Linked DNA regions of Homo sapiens: regions 2 and 3 are each linked to region 1. A link is a loop called in an ENCODE intact Hi-C map of the cell type or tissue named here. Cell type or tissue: mammary epithelial cell. All regions are shown on one strand.

What was found. Hi-C counts contacts between places; a loop is a spot of excess contacts. Peaks named below come from ENCODE experiments on the same cell type or tissue, not always from the same donor. Only the 100,000 strongest peaks of a DNase experiment are listed, where the experiment ranks them.
Region 2: it touches region 1 in a loop (4-fold over the local background); 27 of 110 quality-filtered maps call a loop at or near these places.
Region 3: a loop joins it to region 1, with 13 times the contacts of the local background. A loop is called at or near these places in 10 of 110 quality-filtered maps.

What each region holds. Positions count from the first base shown.
Region 1 is chr2:20,100,707-20,105,706 of GRCh38, forward strand. The region is part of intron 2 of LAPTM4A-DT (LAPTM4A divergent transcript); the gene reads left to right. Among named protein-coding and RNA genes, the nearest start is that of LAPTM4A-DT, 51 kb to the left of the region's middle. In mammary epithelial cell, a CTCF peak has its summit at 3,011; a DNase peak (open chromatin) is centred at 3,025.
Region 2 is chr2:20,210,320-20,215,319 of GRCh38, forward strand. All of the region lies in intron 1 of SDC1 (syndecan 1), which reads right to left. LOC124905978 (a long non-coding RNA gene) reads left to right here. Exons shown (of 2, transcript XR_007086241.1): 2 at 1-3,508. Among named protein-coding and RNA genes, the nearest start is that of SDC1, 12 kb to the right of the region's middle. RefSeq lists enhancers at 1-46, 2,298-2,477, 2,738-2,797, 3,268-3,357, 4,423-5,000 and a silencer at 3,829-4,123. In mammary epithelial cell, no CTCF peak of the experiment used is centred here; DNase peaks (open chromatin) are centred at 2,342, 2,932 and 3,962; H3K4me3 peaks cover 209 bases; H3K27ac peaks cover 5,000 bases.
Region 3 is chr2:20,288,282-20,293,281 of GRCh38, forward strand. PUM2 (pumilio RNA binding family member 2) reads right to left here. Exons shown (of 21, transcript NM_015317.5): 10 at 2,371-2,509. It also overlaps the pseudogene LOC100421404. Among named protein-coding and RNA genes, the nearest start is that of PUM2, 60 kb to the right of the region's middle. In mammary epithelial cell, a CTCF peak has its summit at 2,910 (motif pointing left); a DNase peak (open chromatin) is centred at 2,930; H3K27ac peaks cover 1,955 bases.

The sequences.
Region 1 (5,000 bases):
CTGAGGCACTGGCCAAGGACTCAAGAGACCTGAGGCCTTAACCCCAGCTATTTCATGTCCTGATTATGTGTGACTAGGACAAGTCCCTTTCATCAAGACACTGCCTTCAGTGTTTATCTGTACTCTGTCTAGTTACATATCATCTCTGTTCTCCTATCGCCCTTGCCCCAGCCATCATCATCTGTTGTCGTAATTACTACAGGAAATTGTAACTCATTTCCTGGCTTCTGCCCTAGCCCTCCAGCCCTGACTACTCTCCGTGTAGTGACCAAAATTAACTCTAAGTCAGATCATGGGATGTCTCTGCTTAAAACCCTCTAACGTATCTCAGCTCACTCAGAACAAAATTCAAGTTCTCATAGTGAGTGGCCTTATAGGCCCTACAAAATCTGTCCTGTCCCCTCTCTGACTTCACTTTCTACTCCCACCCCTACTCTGCATGCCCCATAATGCCAGCCACACTGGTTCCCTTCTGTTTCTTCAACATGCTAGGCATCCTCTGACCTCACGACCTTTGCACTTATTGTTCTACTGCCTGGAACCTCTCCCCAAAATGTTACATGACTTGCTTCCTCATTTCCTTCAGACCTTTGCTCAAAAGTCACCTTTCAGAGAGACTTTCCCTGGACACCTTTTCTAAAACAACATTCCATCCATCAGTTACTGGCATCTTACTTTGCTTGATTTTACTTGCCACGTCATAGGTGCTCAAGGCTTATTAACTTGGGTTGCATTGGGCTACCTGGGCTATAACTTCTCCATCTTTAAAATAAGAGAGTTGGACTGAAATTCGTAGAGCCCTGCTAGCTCTAAAGTTCCATAATGCTGCTTACGTCTCTGTGCTGGAAAGCGACTTATAAACGAAAACAAAATAGTGTCTGTAATTGTGTTTGTCTGCCTACATTGAATGAATTACTTAACACGATTAGGAAGGTTCCCGTTACTGTCTCCTGATTCAGCTGAACATCACAGGAGCCTGAAACCTCAATGCAGGTTCTTCGGATGAACAAAGAAACAGAACCCGAATGCCAAAGATAGCCTCTGTTTAAAAAACATTTAGATTCTAGATCTGTACCCGGACCTGTGGCTCACATGACCATATTCTGAATTCAACAGTTCTCAAAGTGGTCTGGTGCCCCTTAGGGTACCAAGAACTCCTTCAGGAGGTCCTAAAGTCAAGACAGAGGCTACACATTGGTTCACCTCTTCCTGGACTCTGACAGCAGCCCCCAACTCCTTTCCTTGATTCCTGTCCCTTTGCCTCCATTGGGACAGCCAGAAGGATCTTTATAAAATGCTGCCTGACCTCTCTGTGCTCCGCCTTAAAGCATGCCAAGTACTTCCCAAGGCTTTCTTGGCATTTCCATGGACACACACTCAGGGCATGGCAGAAAGAAAGGTGTTCCTTGTCAAACTAAATAACAGGAAGATTCTAAAAGAAAATGATGTTTATTTGGGAATAGACATTGCCATGGGCATATGAATATAGTTTACTGTGATACTCATATTCCCATTGCAATGCCCATTCCTCAGTAAACATGATTTTCTTTTGTGGATTCTTCCTATTTGTTATTTAGTTTGACATAATGGTGTCAGAAGTGGGATTACATAATTGTTTTGAGACAATTGTCCTTAGCTACAAGGATTAGTAACAAGGATGGTGAGCTGAGTGTGGTGGCTCACACCAATAATCCCAGCACTTTGGGAGGCCAAGGTGGGAGGATTGCTTGAGCCCCGGAGTTCAAGACCAGCCTGGGGAACATAATAAGACCTCATCTCTACAAACAAATTTTTAAAAATTAGTCTGGTATGATGGTCCCAGCCACTCAGGAGGCTAAGACAGGAGGACTGCTTGAGCCCAGGAGTTCAAGGCTGTAGTGAGCTATGATCACACCACTACACTCTGCCTGGGCAACAGAGCAAGACCTTGTCTAAAAAAACGAAAAAAGAAGAAGAAGGAGAAGGAGAAGGAGAAAGAAGGAGAAGGAGAAGGAGAAGGAGAAGGAGAAGGAGAAGGAGAAGGAGAAGAAGAAGAAGAAGAAGAAGAAGAAGAAGAAGACGACGACAACGGTGGTGAGGGGGATGGTACCAGTCTGAGGTTCGACAGGCAGTTGATGGGCAGATTTTCATACAGAAGTATTTTTTTGGTAAGGCTGTTTTGGCCTTTATGCAAGATTGTGAAGTTGGTGAGTCTTTTGTGATAGTTGTTGTTATAAGGTATTTGTGCATGACAACCCTCCCTTCATGGGCTTCCCTAGCTCTATTTGTCTGAGTTTTTAACATAAGTAACTCCATCCTGATTCTGACAACTTCCACGTTTCCCCCTTTTGATCAAGATCTTTCTCCAAAAGCACTGCTGATCAATATTCCTGTAGTTAGATTTTGATTGTCCCCCAGTGCTGGGACCTGTCCCAGTTTGGCTTGGTCTGGTCCCACCAAGACCAGTTGTGATTAGCAGCTAGGAGTCAGTGTCAAAACCCTTTCAGCCACATTGGAGCAATTAAGTTCTGGAGGGAGTGACCCTCAGGCTAAGTCTACCTAGAATCTATTGTTAATTTCAGTTTTATCTGTTCTGTAGGCATTTGTTATCATCTCAAAGTATAGGCCAGCATTATTTGTTAGGAGTTGTACTTCTGCAAAAATTTAACAAGTAACAAATAAAAATGTAAAAGGAAAATATCAAGTAAAATAATAGTCTCAATTGGTGTAGTAGTTTTGAGTCATGAACTAGACCCAAAGGCAACCAATGAATAAATGAAATGATTATGGGGAATTAGGTGAGACTTGTAACCATGTGGCCTGTTTTTCTTTTAAACTTTGCGTATATGAGTCTCAACTTTTCCAGAGGAATTTATCCAAGTACAGCATGTAGTATTAGCAATAGTACAGACATTTATTTAATCAATAAAGAATATAGAGCAGTTTTATCATCTAGTATCCCATGACTGGGTTGAATTAAAACAGTGAGCAACAGTTGTATTAGGGATGTTGCCAAGGTCACCCACTAGGTGGACTAAAGGATCTCTTAGGTCAGGTTCTGTCAAGTTACAAGCAGAAGCTACTGATTATGAAATTTCAGTTATAGCATGATCCTGCCAAGTGAAAAATAGAGGCATCAAAGGGTAAGCGTCTCATTAGGATATGGAGCCTGGTTCCAACATCTTGGGAAAAGCTGTCTACAGCTGAATGCTGGACCACCCACCTCTCAGTGCAATCGAGCCTTGGGGGCACTGGGTGCCTCTCTCTGGGAAGAGACAGAACCCTTGGGATGAGGGTGTTCCCCAGGACCTAGATGGGGAAGTGCAGTCTGCAGAACCAAAGACATTCAGGATGGAGAGGCCCTCACATCTTGTTGATAGTTTCTGAAACACAGGGGTCTCTATTTTTATTTTTATTTTTTTTGAGATGGAGTCTCCATCTGTCACCCAGGCTGGAGTGCAGTGGCGCAATCTCAGCTCACTGCAAACTCCACCTCCCGGGTTCAAGTGATTCTTTTACCTCACCCTCCCAAGTAGCTGGGATTACAGGGGCGCCACCACACCCAGCTAATTTTCATATTTTTAGTAGACATAGGGTTCTACCATGTTGGCCAGGCTGGTCTTGAACTCCTCATCTCAGGTGATCCGCCCACCTCGGCCTCCCAAAGTGCTGGGATTACAGGCCTGAGCCACTGCACCTGGCCATATTTTGAAAGAGTGAGAATTGCCATTGGCATCCCCATACCTCCACCCCAGTGGCCCCTCTATATCATATTGGGCCCTAAAAGCTGTAAGGAGTCTGTTCTGCCACCTAGCAGGTGTGTGACCTGTGGCTGCACACTTCTGGGCCCTTCTTGCTTCATGTGAACAAAGTGGAGATGCCAGGTATCTACTGAGAGGATGCAATGGAAGTTGAAGGGTGTGTGCAAAGCAATGTTGACACGCAGTTGTCCTGCTCCACTCCTGGGGCCTCTGGACCAAGAGCCAGGATTCCACTGACCTGCCCTTGCCAGAATTCTTATTAGGACCCCAACCTTCCAAGCGCAATGTCTTGCCCCTCTGCCCAGTCCTCAGAGCACTGGGAGCCAGGCATATCGGGGCACGATGGGTATGGACGATATGCTGATTCTCTGAGCTCCAACAAAGTTGGGGGATGCACAAAGAACCTCCTGAAGCTCTTCCAGGGCCCTATGTCCTGGAACATCTATCTCTATGCTCAAAGCACCTTGCTTTGTTGGGGGAGTGGGGCAAGGAATGGATGCCCAGCCATTCCCTGAGCATGCATGCTCCCCGCCACTTGCAAATTTGCAAGGACAAGAACTTCCTTTTGTTGTGATGTGTGTGCATGAGGTTTAACAGGAAGGGAGTGTGTGTTCTCAGTTAACATGGCTTGAAACCAATTTCAAGGTAATTGAGAGGCTTCCCGTTTTCTGTTTACGTTTCACTTTGCTAAGTGCCCATTACAATTTCACTTTGCTAACTGCCAGAGTAAGGGGTCACCTAGAGCCAAAGCCACGGAGAACCTGAGTGTCTGCAGCTCGGCCAGAGTAGCTATCGCTGAACTTAGCCTGGGCGGACTCCAGGGATCCTGGGGGAACTTGGACACCCCCTCCATGACTTGTCTCAGCCCCCGCCCTCACCCTCCACAGCTGAGACTGGTACTGCCCAAGCCTCCTGCCCTCCTCCACTCACATGCCTTCTGCTGTTTGTTTCCTGGTGCTCTTCACCCCACCCATCCCCAAGCCCCAATCCTAGCCCCAGCCGCCTGGAGGGAGGCCCACAGGCTCTCCATCAGCCAGTCCCAAGGGGATCCAGCCATGTTCCATAACCTGCCCACTCCTCATTGCTCTCAGGGGATCCAGGGCTGGCTTTGCCCGGGTCTCCTCATACCTGCTAGCATTTTTTGGAGCCGGAGCATTGCTAAGTATTAGCTGTCCCTCCACCCTTTGTCACTGCAAGCGTCCTCCTTAACTCCTTTCCTAACATGCCCGTAGCTATTGCTCCTTACCATCCACGGCACTC
Region 2 (5,000 bases), 110 kb after region 1:
AGGGAAGAAACAGTCTGGTCCTGGCCCGGCAGAGCTCCCAGCTCCTCAGAACATATGGCCAGGTGTCCGGCTCCAGGGGGATTTAAAAAGGGGGAGCTTCAGAGGCTGAAGTACAGAGGGCTTCCCTAAGGGGACTACTAAGGCCAGGCCTTGAAGCCCCCAAACCAACTCAGGAGAGGATAAGACAACGCTCACCCCAGGCACTAACTTGGGCAGCGCAGGGGGCCTCTGATTCGCAGTCATTCGTGGTGGAGCAGGAAAGGGAAGCTGATCTGTCAGCTGTACCTGCCCCGTGTGGCCACGAAATCCCCGGCTTCTGTGGGAGCCCAGTCACTGAATCAACAAACCCCAACAAACCAGGGATAAAGAGCTGCCCCTTATCAAAGGAGCTAGGTCACCACCTTTGACAAGCAACCTGGACCAGGGGCCATGGCACTGGCTCTGGGGCCAGTGGACAGGAGAGACCCAGACCTGTTCCAGAAGCCCAGGCTGCGAGGTCATGAGGCAGGAGGGCCCATGGTCATGGCAGGCTGGACACCCACCCTCCCCATCCCGAGATTCCACACAATGGCAAATGTCCTCAGGAGGCTTGAAACAGGGTCACAGTTGTTTAGAAATCTTCTTTACCCCCTTGGTTTCTCAGTCAGATCTACACATACAAGGAAAACAGGCTGACTCTCCCCTCCCCTAGACTTCAGGACTCTTGGGGGCTGATATCTCTGAGCTGCAGAGCCCCAGCCTTTACCCCCACCTCTGCATCAAGACACCATACTGGCTGAGGGTGATAACCAAACCATCACCTGCATCCAGACTGGGGGCTCTCAGCTTCAGGGTCCCCAAGAATCACCAGGAGACCACTACAAATGAAGTCTTTCGAGTTCCCCGCCCAGAGGCTGACTCTGTCATTCACAAGCCCCAGGTCCTGTAGGGGGTCTTCAGACTGCACTTTGAAAACAATGAGGGGAGGAAAAGGCATCCCCCAGAGTGGCCCAGCCTGGAGGAGGCAAGAGCTCGTTTCACTTGAGTCCAGTGTTCAAAGTCAAGGCACTGAGTAGCAACAGAGCCCTGTGAACAAGCTCTAGTGGCCAAAGGACCAGGGAAAGCTCAGCAATGTCCTCTACATTTCCGACACGTCCACTCGCATAGATAGCACACCACGGTGGCAGCCCAGCCTCCCTCCCCCAGGAGCTGAAGGCCCACTGAACATCCAGAAGCACCTACATGACTGGGAAGTGTCTACCTGAAGCTGGGCTGAGGCTCCTTCGTGCCTGGGGCTGAGCCCACTGGCTTCCCACCAGCCGGCCCGGCTGGACCCAGCAGGGCTGAGCAGAAGACAGCTGCTGGAGCTGACAGGCAGGTGGGCTCCGGGGACGAAGGCTGGGCCTGGAAGGCAGCACAGGCTGCAGGGCCTGGTCCTGCTTTTCCAGGGGTACCAGTGGGAGGGCACGGGAGAAAAAGCTGCAACACCCTCTCCCAGTCCCACTGCCTTCCGAACGCCTCAGTGCCCTGCAGTGTGGATCTGTGGCTGCCTTCCCTCTGTGGGGAGCCCTGTGACCCTTTCCTTCAGCCTGGACTGAAAACGGCCTAAGCACTGAGCAGGCAGGTCATATCCGAGCACCCAGGAGCAAGGGTCTCTGGGAAAGGGCTGGAATCCGCCATGCGGCTCCCGTGCTGGGGACCTGGGCAGCTTTCAGCCTCTCTCTAGACCTGTTCTCCACCTAGACGCCAGAAGGGGCTTGGTGGATAACGCTAAAGTGCTTTACGGCTGACAGGCTGGCCCCGCGGCTTTAGCACCTGGTGCTGCTCTGGGAACTAGACAGGGGTTCTGTCCCCCAAGACTCTCCAAATGCCCCCTCCTCAGGGACCCACAGCACTGATCACCAGAGGGTGGCCCAGGGAAAATGACCAGGTCCAACATGGGGATAGTCTGGTGACAGTCTGGCCTCTGTCCCTAAATTACGGGGTGGTGCCAGAAACACCTTGCCTCAGGTTGTCCATCTGTACAACGGAGGTTTGGCCAAAATGGTGGGACTCGTGGGAGTAGGCAGCAGGGCAGGGCCACAGGCCAGGAGACACTGGGCTCCCCCAGCCTCGGGGTTGTGGAGGAAGTGCTAGACACATCACTCCTCTCCTAAGGCTGGTTTCCGAACTCAGGAGCCGGGAAAACACAGCCCGCCAGGGAGGCAGGCTGAGGCTGCAGATGGGGTCTGGGCCTCCAGACCCGAAATCCCCCACTGAAGCCATTCCCAGGAGGAGGGGCCTCACTGGGGCCTCAAGGCAGCATCAGCATTTCCGGTGACAGGCACAGCAATTTATCAGCTCACTGGCTCTCTACTGAGAACAAGGCAAGCCGGGGCCTGCCGAGGGTATGACAGGCAGGGAGTGATGGGCCCGGCCCAGGGCAGGAGGGAGACAGAAATGGGCAGGAAGAGGAGGCTGTCCCCAGCAGCACTTCTGAGAGGAGGAGCACCTTTCGGGGACACTCTGGACGGCACCCCCAAGCACAGCCCCACCCTGCCACTTGGAGACGGACCCCTCACTGTCCTGGGGGCTTCCAGGGCAGGGCCAGGGTGGAGGGACGGCATTCACATTTGGCCTTCAAGACTACTTTCGGGTAATATTTTCCATTTAGTGTGAGGTCAGGGCTTTACAGATGGGAAGCCTGAGGTCAAGGTCGCAGAGCCGAGCCTCCCAGCCCTGGGCTTTTTGCCCTGCACCGCACTGCCTGCTCACAGTACACCGGGGGCGTTTATTGAAGGAGGAGGGATCCTGGCAGCCTCATGCCAGCTCCGATGCCCAAGCCAAGCCAGTGCTGCCCCCAGCACCCCCATACCTACCCTTCCACAGAGCTGGCGCCTGCCTCAGCAGCCCACATGCCAGGACTGGTCTCAGAACAGGCTCAGCTGAGGGCTGGGCGTGGAGCCGTGGAGCTGGAAGACCAGTTCCTCTGCTTTCCCCCCCTGGCAAAACCCGGGCCAGGCCAGGCAGGGCAAGGTTTCATCCAGGCAGGCGATGAGCAAAGCAACCCAACCCAGGCCCTGCAGCCTCAGTGCCTAGTTCTGCTCCGAGAGCCAAACAAGGGATCTGTCTCCCAAGACTCGCCAAACACCCCCCACTTAGGGACCCACAAGGACACTCGATCACACTGACTTGGTATCATCACCCTCAGCTTCCCAAGGGGAGTCATGGCTTAGGCAGGATGCCAGAGATATCCTAAATCAAGGTGACCGTGGGGCAACTGGCACCCTATGGGGACAGAGGGGGCAGCCAAGCCTCCAAAGCACTGTCCCTCCCCCAGCCCTGTCTGCCCTAAAGAGCCCACCAAGGTCAGAATCTCAGCCAAGATTTCCCCAGTCGGCCCTTACTGAGAAGCCCAGCCCTGTCAGTCCCCACCAGGTCCCCTGGAATGGGTAGCCACCGGACCTGGGGACCGGGGCACCTCTGCCAGATGGACTTCTAGGGACATCCTCCCCCTTGTACTTGCTAAATAAAGTGTCCTCAAGTTTCACAGAGGCAGAAACTGCACTTTTGACACACCTGCAGCCGGCCAGGGCTCCAGCTGTGTGTGAAGGTGGGGGAGGGGAACAAGCTCCAACTTTATTACCAAAATCTCTCCTATCAGTGTCCCTGTCATTGCACAATATCCCTTTGAAAACAAGTCCTCTGGGAAGGCTAAAGGGTACCAGCACTCACACTACAGCATAAATCACTTCCAGGTGGGGAGGGGCTAACTCTGGAACTAGGCCACTGCGGGTAGGTGGGAGCTCTGGGAGAGGGAACAGGATTACAACAGAGAGGCTGGAAGATGTCAAGGGCAAAGTTTTTAACCTTTGTCAAAATGTGGATGCCAACAATGCCATACCCAGGAAAGGAGGAAGAAATTCTCTTTGCTCTTCCTGGAGTCACAGATGTACACGGTTTCTCCTCCCACGTACAGAACAATGGGCTAGCCTGGGAACCTGCCTCTCAGATAAAGAACAATTCAGATTGAGTAAGCACTGAGGCTGCTGAGAAGCCCAGAGACACGGGAAGGCAGAGTGTCCCTGAAGGAGTCCCAGGGGAGGGTGGGGCTGGTCCCTTCTGGTTTGGGGGATGGGAGACAGAATTTTCTGTGACGGCTCTCTCTGAAGAGGGAGAAGCCACCTGGGAAGCCAGGTGGATCCTCCAGATTACTGGCAGGGCCCCAGGTCAAGTGGCTTGCCCTCCCTCTGATGGGCTGGCAGATCTGCACAGCCTCCAACCCCCAGCACAGAGCTCCTAGCCCTCTCAGCCTCTGCACACGGTGGGTGTTGAGATGGCTGAAAGGGAGACTGTGGACACAGCTCCAGTCTGAAAAGCTCAGCATGACCCTAGGAAAGGGAAGTAGCCACATGCCTTGCCCAGAGCTCAGGGACTACCAGGGGAGTTGGTGGGCAGGGGGTGTGGTGGAAGAAGAGTCTAAGCCTCTGATCTGGACTGGAGATTACTTGAAGAATAGAAACAACTGAATTAGGCTCTAGGGAGAAAAAGTGATCATAGCTAATGTTTATTGAGTCCTCTGGGCCAGAGGAGCTGGCAATCAGTTTTTTCCAAGCACTTTCTCTGAATTAATTAGTTTGATCTTCACAGTCACCTTAGGTTCTAGTACCATGCACATTTTACAGATGAGAAAATTGAGGCAAAGGAGCTATGTCATCTGTCCCAAGGCACACAGCCACTGAAGCCAGCAGTCTTGCTCTGGCAGTCATGCCATGAACCACCCATCACAGTGAAGCCCACAGGGCTCTCTCACTCTCAGGAAGACAACAGCCATCATTTCCACTGGTGGCACCCTGCAGTCTGGCCCAGCTTTGTCGGCATCCATAGAAAACCCAGCTCCTTCTCCAGGACAGCCATCAGTCTGAAGTTCTGGGGACAGGCCACCGTGCCCCATTGCTAGGGGTCCTGCCCAGCAGGCCTGAGCCCCTGCCAGGGTGCCCCAATGTCTGGCTTTGCCTGGCCTCCTCTCCCATCTGCCAGCC
Region 3 (5,000 bases), 190 kb after region 1:
AAATACCACTCCGCAGAAAAGAGTTACAAAGAGTTGGACACAGTCAACAGGGTGAACTGCAACAAACTGAGCATAAAAAAAGATACAGAGGAAATTATACTTTGTAACTGTCACTAAGTTATATTAGAGATACTGCAAAGGAATTATAGAGGCAGAATTTAAAAGTTATGGGATAGAGTATAAATTTTGACAAATAGTCCATGAGGGAAGCAGAGCAGAGATAAAGCTTTTTAGGATGAACAGGCAGAATAGCACAGTGGGGTTGAAAGGAAGGATTGGGAGAGGGAAAGACTAAAGATTCAAGACGGAAAAACAATAGCACACAGGATATAAAGCAGAAGAGTTAAGAATAGAACAGTAACTAGGGATCTGATAAAGTACTGAAGAAAGCTAGAAAGAAGAGCTAAAGTATGAGGCCTGAAGGAACATCGATTTTCTCAAGTGAGCCCTTTTTAGTATACACATTAGCTTTATAACTATGTAACTATTTGGATATGGAAAATGAGAATTATTTCATCATCATAGTCTGGGCACAATGAAGTAAAGAAGGCATCAAAGAAAGTTTTAGTGTGAGGGGATCATGTGAACAGCCCAAAAGTCACTGAAACATACAAATACAAATCCTAGTAAGGCCCTTCTTATGAGAGTGGTTTTTTCGTTTGTATTTCTAAAAAGGCTAAAAAGTTGTGGCTCAAAAGATTAAGTAATCCACTTTAAGACATGTTGTGTGGCTGGGCGTGGTGGCTCACATCTGTAATCCCAGCACTTTGGGAGGCCAAGGTGGGTGGATCATGAGGTCAGGAGTTCAAGACCAGCCGGCCAATATGGTGAAGCCCCGTCTCTACTAAAAATACAAAAGAAAAAAAAAAGTTGGGTGTGGTGGCACGTGCCTAAGAAATGAGTAATAGGGCCAGCATCAAGAGCCTAGGAGGATCAATGAGTTACAGGACACAGCAAACACATGCAGGCCAGAGGCACTCTTCTTAATTCCAGGTTCCACAGAGAAACTAGTTAAGCAGGAAAAATTGTTGTACTCCATAACTCCTCTCTCCGTTCTACATATAGCTAAAACCTAAGAAGAACCCAAAATAGTCTCAGTGGCCCTCAAAAACTCCCAGCTCACTTTTCAGCCCAACGTCCATGTGCCTAAAACAACTTCAGCTTCACAGTCCATTTCTCAAAAGTCTGCTTTTGCCAAGGTCTCTAATCCACAATGACTCCATGACAGTAGAGTCCAGGAAGCAAAAATATATGGCTGGGGTATAAAAAATAAAATAATGAGAATGCCACCCACTCTACTATCATTTCTACTTCAGGGACAGCAGGATGAAAATCTCTTTATCCCGTGAACCAGACAAGATGATAAATTCAGATCTTAAAATTCCAGAGAGAAAGAATAAATGTAATTGAAATAGAAATCCTTCAAACAACAAACCAAAGTATTTACAAGTACTTAATATATAAAAGAAACTCTCAATCATGCAAGTCATTATTTTTTCCAATACACTGAACACATTTCCTAAATGATCTGAATAGAAAAGTAAACTGCATTATGATTAAATGGAAATTGGAACTCAAATATCATTAGTAAGTAACCCATATACGGACAACCACTGATATACCAAAAGTGAAAAAAAGCATACTTAAATCTCCAAAAGAGAATGGCAAGTTATGCCTTATCTACTGATATTCAAATATAGCTTTAAAGTTTAAAAACAAATGCTGCATTTTTTTTACTTAGAAAACAACCGTTCTTCCTCCATTATTATTAGTGATCATTTCACAAAAAAGTACTTTGTTGCCCTTTCCCAAAAGTTGTACAGTAGCAATGGGTAGAAATTTTATACTGTAATTTTTTATACTAGGCTTTCAAAGACACATTATCGACACTGTTGCTATTAAGTTATAAATAATAGTTTTAAACGCTATAAATGGGCTAAACAAGATTAAACAGGGTTCAAAGTAAGAAACATTAGCGGCAAACTTCTGCTATTAACTAAAAGATTATTCTTATAAAGCAGGAGTGGCAAATAGATTGTCTTGCATACCAACTCTCAATAACTGTTTTACTTCTTGAAGCAATATATTAAAAATTCTGGGTTAGGATTAGATAGATGCTATAAAAAAATGGCTGTGTTGAGAATTCTGATACATATTTACCATTCCTGTCGTTGAGTCTCAATTTACCATTCCTGTCGTTGAGTCTCACAATCAATACTGATTTCAATTATTAGCATCTGAGTTCTAAATATTTTGTTACAAGGTAGGCAAGATTTTAAATACAGTTTGATTTTTTTCACTCTTCAGTGTGAGTACCTACACTTAACATCTGAAATCTATTCAAATTTCCACAAATGACCAATTGTATACCTGGCATGCCAGTAGCAAGACCCTGACCAAAAGCCAATGTTGGATTTGCTGCTGCAGCTGCCGCAAGTGATTCTGCTTGCTGCCCTTGCTGACCCTGATTGGGAGTAAGAGGACGCTGACCTGCTCCAGCACGGAGAACCTACAAAGGTAAAATGATTTTCTTAAAATCAATATAAAATAATAGATAAGTAAATTTATCTTGGACAACTGTGTATTTATTACAAACAGCCTTTGGATATTTTTTAAACATTTACATGCAAGGAAATGTAGATTTAGCATGAAAAATCACAAAATACATTAACATCAAAAACACAATCACTAGCTCTTAACAGCTAGAACAATCTATAAAGCAACATGGAGGTTACAGAAAATCTTTGGTTAAAAACTATTTCTAATATCTGTGCTCTTTAACAAAGTAGTTTAAAAAATAATAATAATAATAATGAGCTTTTATTATTCTCAACAACAGAGAAGACTCCAGCCTGACATCTGCTGGAACTGAGTCCACACTGTGGAAGGCACAAGCTGTGGCAGGGCCTGGAAGACATGCCTTAGAGATTCCCTCAGTCCTGCCACCTTGTGGAAGACATTTCAAAAGAATGAATGGTAAACTCATGTGACCAGCAGGGAGGACAACATCGAAGAAACTTTCCTGCCTAAAGTCAGCCTCTGTCCAGAGCTAGTACATGGAAGGAGATACTTCTCCTGGGGTCACATCTTCACTGGAAGGCAGGTGGGAGCTCACTGCTGTGACCCACATATCCTCCTCGCTCGGCGTCTCTATTCTGGTACTTTATCCGACCGACTGCATATTCCTCTGTTCCTTGGCTACAGTGTTTAATTCTTGAGAAGAGAATGTTGAACAAGTCAAGTCCTCGTCACCCTTAGTCAGAACTCTCATTTGACTTGGAAGATTTGTACTTCCATTTTTTCTTCTTTTTCTTTTCTTTCTTCCTTTTCTTTCCTCTTCTTTTTCTTGTGTTTCTCTTTACTTCAGAGGAACTGGAGCTGCTCCCATCTTCATCCAAGATAGAATCCTCCAATAACTGTTTTAACTGCTGTATCCTTACATCCTTTTCATGTCTTTTATTGCCTCACATGCTGCCATATATGGGATCTTCATGTGCTACTCTGAACTGCTCTTTCAGTTACCTTTGATAAAGAAAGGGCATTGTTTGTCGCCCATTTGGTGACCATACCGTTTGCAACGCCAACCCAAGCATCCTTTAATCTTGTTGCTTTAGGAATGAATTTTCCATCACCAAGAAATTATGAAGCAATCCAATGAAAAGTAAGTGCTTAACTTTGACTTCTTTCTCCAGTGGCATCCAAAGTCCTTTAGTTGGTGTGTGAGCCAGAAATTCCCTGGCATGTTCATTGCCTGGTACATCTGGTATGCAGTCTTCTGGCTTAGTGTCATCTTCCTTGATAAGCCCAGGAGGAGGTTTTTTCATAAAAGGACTCCAGGTGCATGAGCTGCATCATGCTGCTTTTGCTCCCGGCGCCACTGCCCTGCAACTTGCCCGGGAGGTGGCCAAAATCCTGGCCTCCGCTACTTGATCCCCGCCTCCCTGTGGCTGGCCCCACGTCAGTGCACGGAGCCCCAGAGCTTAGCGCCGTCAGGCCCATGGCTGACAGTTGGTAGTTTTTTTTTTTTTTTTCCCCAAAGATTTGTTTGGGAGTAGGAGGAATGGCAAAATCTTAAGACTTTAAAATTAGATTTTTTTCTGAGACGAAGTCTCGCTCTATCACACAGGCTGGAGTGCAATGGCATGATCTCAGCTCACTGCAACCTCTACCTCCTGGATTCAAGTGCTTCTCCCACCTCAGCCTCCCCAGTAGCTAGGACAACAGGCGCACGCCACCACGCTTGGCTAAGTTTTTGTATTTAGTAGAGACGGGGTTTCACCATTTTGGCCAGGCTGGTCTCTAACTCCTGACCTCAAGTGATCCACTGCACCCGGCCTAAAATTAGATTTTATTAAAATTATTTTCTAGGCTGGGCGCAGTGGCTCACACCTGTAATCCCAGCACTTTGGGAGGCCAAGGCAGGCGGATCACCTGAGGTCGGGAGTTCAAGACCAGCCTGACCAACATGGAGAAACCCTGTTCTCTATTAAAAATACAAAATTAGCCAGGCATGATGGCACGTGCCTGTCATCCCAGCTACTTGGGAGGCTGAGGCAAGAGAATTGCTGCCGGGAGGCAGAGGTTGTGGTGAGCTGAGATCACTCCATTGCACTCCAGTCTGGGCAACAAGAGCAAAACTCCATCTCAAAAAAAACAAAACAAAACAAAACAAAACAACACTAAGGCTGAAAAAGGAAATACGGAAAGATTCGGCAAATAAATTCGAATTTGTTACGAGACTGATGCAGACCAAACCAAGTTTTCAGGATTCAGAAGCCTTAATAAGAGTAAAAGCTGCTTTTAAACATATTTTTAAAAGAACACAGGATTATATATCAAAACAAGGTGAAAACTTAGTCTGGTCAAGGTTTACTATTCCGCAATACATAGCTGTTGTAGCAATCATACATAAGCATGATAAATTTAATCATTAATTTTAAACAACTCAGGACAAGTGGGAGTCGTAAGTCCTTCTCTGTAAGTAAGCATCAAACACAGGT